Regions from separate parts of the Homo sapiens genome. Here region 2 is linked to region 1. The links are chromatin contacts, found by Hi-C or POLR2A ChIA-PET in ENCODE. All regions are on one chromosome and are shown on one strand. The core of a region is the stretch at or near the end of the contact, and the rest is flanking DNA. Distances in the headings are between cores, read along the strand shown. Region 1 overlaps TMEM245 (transmembrane protein 245). Region 2 has its middle 4.0 kb from the start of MIR3927.

Evidence for each region. Hi-C counts contacts between places; a loop is a spot of excess contacts on that map. ChIA-PET counts read pairs that join two places held with the same protein, here RNA polymerase II (POLR2A).
Region 2: a map of gastrocnemius medialis shows a loop between it and region 1 (5-fold over the local background). The contact joins two enhancer-like sites. A Hi-C loop is called at or near these places in 1 of 168 maps with a recorded cell type or tissue (gastrocnemius medialis). POLR2A ChIA-PET finds 5 or more read pairs at or near these places in 2 of 52 experiments (OCI-LY7 and activated T-cell).

The regions. Positions count from the first base shown.
Region 1 is chr9:109,108,660-109,112,864 of GRCh38, reverse strand. All of the region lies in intron 1 of TMEM245 (transmembrane protein 245), which reads left to right. Among named protein-coding and RNA genes, the nearest start is that of TMEM245, 9.2 kb to the left of the region's middle. Within about 2 kb of position 2,249, at least 7 of the 41 ENCODE cell types and tissues checked have a DNase peak (open chromatin) inside an H3K27ac peak, as active enhancers do.
Region 2 is chr9:109,505,408-109,509,612 of GRCh38, reverse strand. It overlaps a transcript of PTPN3 not described here. Among named protein-coding and RNA genes, the nearest start is that of MIR3927, 4.0 kb to the left of the region's middle. Within about 2 kb of position 2,097, at least 3 of the 41 ENCODE cell types and tissues checked have a DNase peak (open chromatin) inside an H3K27ac peak, as active enhancers do.

The DNA of each region.
Region 1 (4,205 bases), core at 1,000-3,499:
ACCTCATGATCTGCCCATCTTGGTCTCCCAAAGTGCTGGGATTACAGGCATGAGCCACCGCGCCCGGCCGAATTATCCCTTTTCTCTACCACTATTCCCACTATTCAGATGTTACTATTAACTGCTTGATGTAAAGGCTCCTAAATTCATTTCTTTGTCCATGTGAACATATAAAGTAGAAGGTTTTTGTTTTTTGTTTTTTAAAACAAAGATGAGATAACATACATATAGCTCTGTACCTTGCTCTTTTCATTTATCATTGTACTGTGGCCATCTTTCCTTATTAGCACTTAGAGATATACGTCTTTCTTTTTTTTTTTTTTGAGATGGAGTTTTGCTCTTGCTGCCCAGGCTGGAGTGCAATGGTGCAATCTCGGCTCACTGTAACCTCCACCTCCTGGGTTCAAGCGATTCTCCTGCCTCAGCCTCCCAAGTAGCTGGGATTACAGGCACATGCTACCATACCTGGTTAATTTTTGTATTTTTAGTAGAGAAGGGGTTTCACCACATTGGCCAGGCTGGTCTCGAACTCCTGACTTCATGTGATCTGCCCGCCTCAGCCTCCCAAAGTGCAAGGATTACAGGTGTGAGCCACTGCCCTGGCCACTTTTTTCTTTTTAATACTGCTACAGTATAAATCTTTTTTCTCCCCCTCCCCCACCATGCCTTTTAGAAAATGTTTTCAACAGATTTTCTTAGCTCTGAATTTGTATTAGAATACTTTGATAAACATTTTTAACCATTGGTAATTGTATAATCATAATGGGCTTAATATAAACTCTAAAGTGTTTTTATAAATGGCCTTACCTCTTGAACTAATATTACTTCTGCGAATCTTTTCTGAGGAAACACTTCAAAATACTGGAAAAAATCCAGAAGCCAAAAGAATTTCCTAAAGGTTAAAAATACTTCTTTTTCTGTTTATAAAGATACTACATAACCTTAGTAGAAAATTGAGCACCTGTAATAAAACATAAAGAAGCAGATTACTCCTTGAAATCTGCCATCTAGAGATAATATTTTAAAACATTTTTTGTTGAGTATATTTTCACCATTATAAATTTACACACGAATAAATTGACACTGTAGCACTGTATATTGATGTTCATCATACTGTTGAAAGTCTGACTAATTACTCAATTTTTGGAGATAGCATTATTTAAACAGTTCACTATAAAATGATATTTAAGTTCTCAATTTTTTATATTGTAAATGGCAAGTGAATATTTTTATATGTGTCTGCACAGTGTGCTTCTGTAAAACACTCCTAAAAGTAGAATTGGGGAGTATATTTTAAAATGGTTATTTTAAACTGGAATGAGGTAATCTGTGAGTTTCAGGTTGATAGATGAAAATACATGCTTCTTGTTAGACAATAAATTTCTCTTAAAAAATCTGAAGTATGCAGTCTCTTATTTTTTCTCTCCTTGCAAATGATACTAATTCCTTATGCATACAGATAAGAAACAAAAACTTCTTGGAGGTACTGTATAAATTGTGACCTCCAGTTCAGCTTCTTACTAAGGGTAGTACTTACTTTGTCATCTCTGTTCAACGTTTGCTCAAACACTTTTAGTAATGATTATTCCATTTGTAGATAGCTATAGTTTATTGGAAAAACCTGTCCTTTTACTGAGCTGTGTTATTTCCTAATTCCCACGTATTTCTGCTCTCAGAACCACAGAAAATCAAGTCTTATGCCTCTCCCAGATGACATTTTAAAAATTATTTGAAGATAGCTACAAAATCTTGATATTTCCTTCTCTTTTCTGAGCAAAACTTTTTTTTTCTTTTTCCCCTAGCTACATTTATATTATCATGTTGTGATTTCTATTTCCTTTCCCAGGCTGAATTTTGTTGTGTGGTTTGGTAGCGCAAAATTAATTGAAACAATCACTTTCCCTGATACGAGTATTGTACTTTTAGAAATAAGTGCTTCTACTAGTCATAGGCTGACTCATACTGAACTGAAAAGTGGTTCAGATGTTCTCTTTCCATTCCATACTTGTACAGTTGAGTTTTGAATCTCGAAGCAGAACTTTGCATTTCTTTTCATATAGTTTAATCTTGTTTGGATTAGCCCATTGTTCTGGCTTCAGGATATCTTTTTGAATCATGATAGATTATCTCAATATTTATTGACAACTCAGTTTTGTATAACTGATTTGTGTAAAATCAGTTTTTTCTGTTATTGTGCCTCTAGTCTTTCATCTAAGTGACTGACGTAATGTTTAATAGGGTGGGGCTAACTGACGTACCTCTGAAGACTATCCATTTACTGTGGATTTTTTTTTAATTTCAACAAGTTGTAGTTGTCTAAATTGACTGTTTTTATTTTCCCTTGTGAAAATCTGAGCAGCTTTTGCTTATCTTTAGTATTCTAGCACCATGCTTCTTTCTCCTTAAGATTAGAAAAGTGCACTCTGGAGCCAGATTCCTGGGTTCTAATCCTGCCTCTGTCATTTATTGGCTGTGGCCTTGGGCAAGTCACTTCTCTGAAATCTGGGTTTCTTTCATGTGTAAAATGAGGATCATAATAATATTATTTTGTGGGGTTATGAGGATCAAATGAGTTAGTATACATAAAGCATTAGAATAGGGCCTGGCACATAGGAGTGTTATATAAGTGTACTATTATTGTACTCAGATTTTTTTCTATGCTCTGCAATCAGATCTCAAATTCTTTGAATTCCCAGGGTTAATTGGTCTGGTCCAGCAAGACTGGACTTTTTGAAGCAGCTGTAGTCTCACTTCCCATGTCCTCATATTTTTGAGCTTCAAAGCTCTTTAATATTTCATCTGATAGAGTTACTTGAAGAAATATTTTAATGTCCTTTTTATTATAAAAGAATTAGTGCTTATTAAAGGCAGTCTGGAAAATACAGAAAAAAGTGAAAGGAAAAACAAAATTTTACCACCCAAATACAGCCACTAACTTCTTAGTACATTTTCTTTTCCTCCCACCATATAGTAGATGTAATCACAGCACAAGTATTTTTTGTATTTTACTTCTAACTTAATATGATATTGTGAGTTTTTAAACTATATAGTCTTTGTTTTTAAGAAGTGATTTTAATGGTTGCATAACATTTTATTGAGTGAATCGTAATCATTTCCCAGTTGTTGACCTTTTAGGTAATCACTTTTTTCACTGTTCTGAATCATACTCTGATGAGCTTCTTTATATTTAAAACTTTTTCAAAATTTATCATTATTTAGTAAGGATAAAGTCTGAAAGTTGAATTCTGAGGTTAGAAGCTATAAACATTTTTAAGATGCGAAGATTATTTGTATTGATAGATTTGACCAAAATAACGTAGGAGATAGTTTTTTTCTGTCTTTTTTAGTAATCCCATCAGTTCTTTTTTCTTCATGCTCTGAATTATATAGCTCGAAGTTTCTTTTTGTCTTAATTTGCTTTTTTTTTTGGCAAGGTTCATGTCATACTTGACTTTTAGCTTCTTGGTCTTATGTTAATTAAGGTCTTTGTGCTCAGATGTGTTCTGGATTATGTATTCCCTCTGTGTTTTATAAATGTTCTATTAAAATATGAGTTTCTGTGTAGGCTACGCTGGTTTCTTTTGATGCGTCTTAAGCTCTAGGGTCATTTAACTTTAGTGTAGGAAGAACTGAAGAGGGTATCCTGGCTGATTCTTCTGTTCTGAAGTCCTGCTGTTTGTTCCTCTAATAATATTTTTTTCAGGCACACTTCTTCAGCTGGTGCATCATAACTCTGGATTAGGTTCTAATCATTTGTTGCCTAGATTATTTCAGCAGGGTCACACTTCAGCTGGCTGCTTTCTTACTTTTACAGAGTTATTTCCCCAGTAACAAGCATATTTTATAAGCTGAAATAGAATCTTTTAACCTGATTCTTTTTGGAAAGCTTTCCTTTTCTTGTTTTTTTCTTTTCTTTCCGTTTCTTTTCTAAACATTGATCAACAGAGAAAACTGTAGGAATTCCATAAGATTAGATTCTTAATTTAAATCCATGGTTTATGCTTTGAATATTTTATCTCAAGCATTTTTGTGTATAAGATGGGTTTTGAACTATGTATCTTTTGTTAAACAACTATTTAATATTACTACATGAGATTTCAAATGCCTAGTATTTCAAAACTTAGGTTCTCCAAACGAGGAGAACCTAGGTACGTTTCTTTGACACCATCAACCTTCATCTTTTCTGTGCTATGTCCAGAGCATTC
Region 2 (4,205 bases), core at 848-3,347, 400 kb before region 1:
CATATCAATAAGGCAACCCAATGTCAACTAATTCACTCACTCATCACACTCTCAGTAAGTGCTAGATTCTATCCAGGAGCCCAGCATAAGAAAAGATGTTAGACAGTTAACAGTTGGAGTAGCAGACTTAAACAACTGTATATAATGTGTTAAAGTGAGAATCTAGTAGATAATGCAGAGGGAGAGGCCCCTGAGCCTATCTAGGTAATCAAAGAAAGCTGGTTACTGCAGATTGCGCAGGATTGAGAGAAATATGAAGGTTGCCTCAATGCATTTACCCTACAGTGTGAGAATAAAATACTGTCACAGAGGCTGACAACACTGGGGCAGCTTCCCATGATTGATACTGCACTATATACAATTCTAGATTGCAATGAAATCAAAACCATGAGACACTAAGAGGGTTTTAGCTTCCCTTTATTTCCTGATAATTTCAATGAGGGATTTTACAGACTTTTTAATTCTTCTGCTCAAATATGGAGGTCATAGGCCCCAGAGCTGGTTTGGAATTAGCTCACTCAGCAATACAGGTGGACAACAAAAGAATGTGCCCTTCACCTGTAGATCTTCCTTTAAAAATAAATAGAGATGGGGTCTCACTATGTTACCCAGGCTAGTCTCAAACTCCTGGCCTCAAGCAATCCTCCCACCTCGACCTCCCAAAGCACTGGGATTACAGGCATGAGCCACTGCCCACCTGCAGACCTTCTAACACAACTAGATGACTCTTGGGTGTGGAGGTTGGTGGGTGGGGGGGGGACATCCTGACTTACTTGTTACACATAGGCAAGAAATTTAGAGTGCACAGTGATATCCAATCACAGATTAGTTATACCTTATTTGGGACACTGCTGGACACATCTTTCTACATCTATCTATATCTCTTTTCTATCTACTGATTGATTATTAAGCTAGCAAGAAAAATTCTGGAAGGACTTTGACAAAGAACCTTTAGATACAACATCACCCTTCTTGCTCACTGCAGAAAAGCAAGCAATTTTTTTGTAAGGGGCACATAGCCCTTCACATATCTTGCTTAGACATAATAGTCACAGCCTAAATGGCTTCAGGAAGATCTTTCTGAAAGGGGCACACACATTGATAACTCAATGCAAGTCAAAATGTGATGAGAAGCATAAAAGAAAACAGAACAGGCCAGGCGCGGTGGCTCAAGCCTGTAATCCCAGCACTTTGGGAGGCCGAGGCAGGCAGATCACAAGGTCAGGAGATTGAGACCATCCTGGCTAACACGGTGAAACCCCATCTCTACTAAAAATACAAAAAATTAGCCAGGCATAGTGGCAGGCGCCTGTAGTCCCAGCTACTTGGGACGCTGAGGCAGGAGAATGGCATGAACCCGGGAGGCAGAGCTTGCAGTGAGCCAAGATCGCGCCGCTGCACTCCAGCCTGGGTGACAGAGCGAAACGCCATCTCAAAAAAAAAAAAAAGAGAGAGAGAAACAGATCAAATACTCTCTGGTGCAGGGATTAGAGAGCTCATAGCCAGTGGAGATAATCGGGGAAGAGGCAGTTTCTGAGATGGACCTTAACCAGGATTTCAACAGGCAGAGACAGTCGAATGTGTTGTTTCGGGAGGTTGATATAGGTGACCTTCATTTTTCAAGGGGAAGCAAGAAAGAGGTTTGTGCCTGTGCTTGGGCTGGGATGACCAAGGCTGGACAGGGGGTGACATTCAGGACCCAACTGAGAGACACCCAAGAAGGTGAAAAATGGGGAAATAGTAATGTTTTCTGATATGATAGCTGGAGAACTTCATAGGGATGAAGAAGAGTGTTATGGATGGAGGCCTCAGTGGCTGCTGCATAAAGTGAGTCCCGGAGCACTGCTTGGGCATCTCAGCAGGAAGTCCTATGACCCTTATCAATCTGCACCCCTTATGTGAAGACGATGTGCCTTAGGAACTCTGCTGTCCCTGGCTGAACACAGATTCCTTTAACTTCACATGTGACTCATGTTTACAAAGGCATCGCTGGACAGTCCGTTTGGACTGTGATGCAATGACTGTGTGTACCATGGAAAAAATGAGAAAGACATCCTAGCAGGACGCCAGGGCGCAGTTGAGGAAATCCTGTGGTGTGTCATCCGTGCAACACTAGAAGCACCAGATCACTGGGCAGGCTGAATAGCATCCCCCGTTCTTAAAATGTCACCAGGAATTCGGAGCACAGTGTTCTCCTGGGCCCAGGACAGGTTTCCAGTTTCTCGGCAATGAAATGGTAAGCCAAGCAAGAATAGGTTTTCAGATAACTGTCTTTTCATGGATGTGACTTCCAGCAGAGGGCTGACCAGTTGGAATTCTCCATCTCACTTCTCTGGCCATTCTGTTACCACCTGTATCAGGGAGGCATCATTCCTGATCCCTGGGTCACCAAAACCATTTTTCCTTTTCTTTTATCCTTATCCAAAAGCTCTCTTCTGTTCCATCCCTCAGCCACATGAATTTCCAGTAGTAGTGAGAGTTCTTGACCTCCAGCTGTTTCCTTCAAGCAAGGTATGGATTGTTGTGCCCTGGTCGTAGAGCCTTGGCTTGTTAAGAAACCTGGGCTTTGCACTTGGTCAGCAAAATTTGGAGGCAGCCAAGATGGAAAACAAAACAATTCTGAAAAAATATTAGGCATGCTTCATTACTTTTTTCCAAATGAGAATGTTTTTATTTAAAATAGGTTATACATCACATGGTAGAAAATTCAGACTGGGCACTGTGGCTCATGCCTATAATCCCAGCACTTTGGGAAGCCAAGACGGGAGGAATGCCTGAGCTCAGGAGTTTGACACCAGCCTGGGCAAAAAGGCAAAACCCCATCTCTACCAAAAATACAAAAATCAGCCAAGTCTTGTGGCATGCACCTGTAGTCCCAGCTACTTGGAAGGCTGGGGTGGGAGGATTGCTTAAGCCTGGGAGGTTGAAGCCACAGTGAGCTGAGAATGTACCTCTGCACTCCTGCCTGGGTGACAGAGATAGACCCTGTCGCAAAAAAAAAAAAAGAAAGAAAGAAAGAAAAGAAAGAGAGAGAGAGGAAGGAAGGAAGGAAAGGAGGGAGGAAGGGAGGAAAGGAGGGAGGGAGGAAGGAAGGAAAGAAGGAAGGAAGGAAAGAAGGTAGGTAGGAAAGAAGGAAGGAAGGGGAGAGAAATGAAAGAAAGAAAAATAAAGGAAGAAAATTCAGAAGGTACAAAAAGGTTTATGTAAACTTCCATCCCTCCTCTGCCCCACTCATACAGTTCCTCTTCGGGAGGGGATGACCTTTCCAGTTTCAGTTTTGTGTGTATCCTGCATACTTTGATGTGTTTATTTTAAGGTCCACTGCTCTTAGCAAACATCACCACTACTATCCCTATTACTGCTGCCTTTCCAGTCACATGGTTAGCTTGCTTCTGGTCCCAGGAGAGCATGGTGGATGACATCAGAGACCCAAGGTCAAGAGCAGAGAGCCTGAGAGCTGAGGGTCCGTATATGTGGTTGGGGCATGCCCTTTCTTCATCTCTTCTTCCCCTCTCCTTCTACCCCTTTCTATGGGCACCTCCTTTAAGAAGCTGATGTTCTGGGCCGGGCGCAGTGGCTCATGCCTGTAATCCCAGCACTTTGGGAGGCTGAGGCAGGCGGATCACGAGGTCAGGAGATCGAGACCATCCTGGCTAACACGGTGAAACCCTGTCTCTACTAAAAAAATACAAAAAATTAGCCGGGCATAGCGGCAGGCTCCTGTAGTCCCAGCTACTCGGGAGGCTGAGGCAGAAGAATGGCATGAACCCGGGAGGCAGAGCTTGCAGTGAGCCGAGATCACGCCACTGCACTCAAGCCTGGGCCACAGAGCGAGATTCTGTCTCAAAAAAAAAAAAAAGAAGTTGATGTTCTGATCCTCAGTTCCATCCATCCAAGCATCAGTAATACCTAGAAGACCATTAGTAAAATTTCCCATCCTTTAGTTTATTACTCAGACTATGTTCTTGGTGTACGTATATTGGAGGTCATAGGACAGAAGTTAATAAAACTTTGGTGTACAAAAGATTCTTATAGGCTGGGTGCAGTGGCTCACGCCTGTAATCCCAACACTTTGGGAGGCCAAGGCAGTAGGATTGTTTGAGCCCAGGAGTTTGAGACCAGCCTGGCCAAAATAGCAAGACCTCATCTAAACAAAGACACAAACAAAAAAAATTAGCCAGGTGTGGTGGCATGCGCCTCTAGTC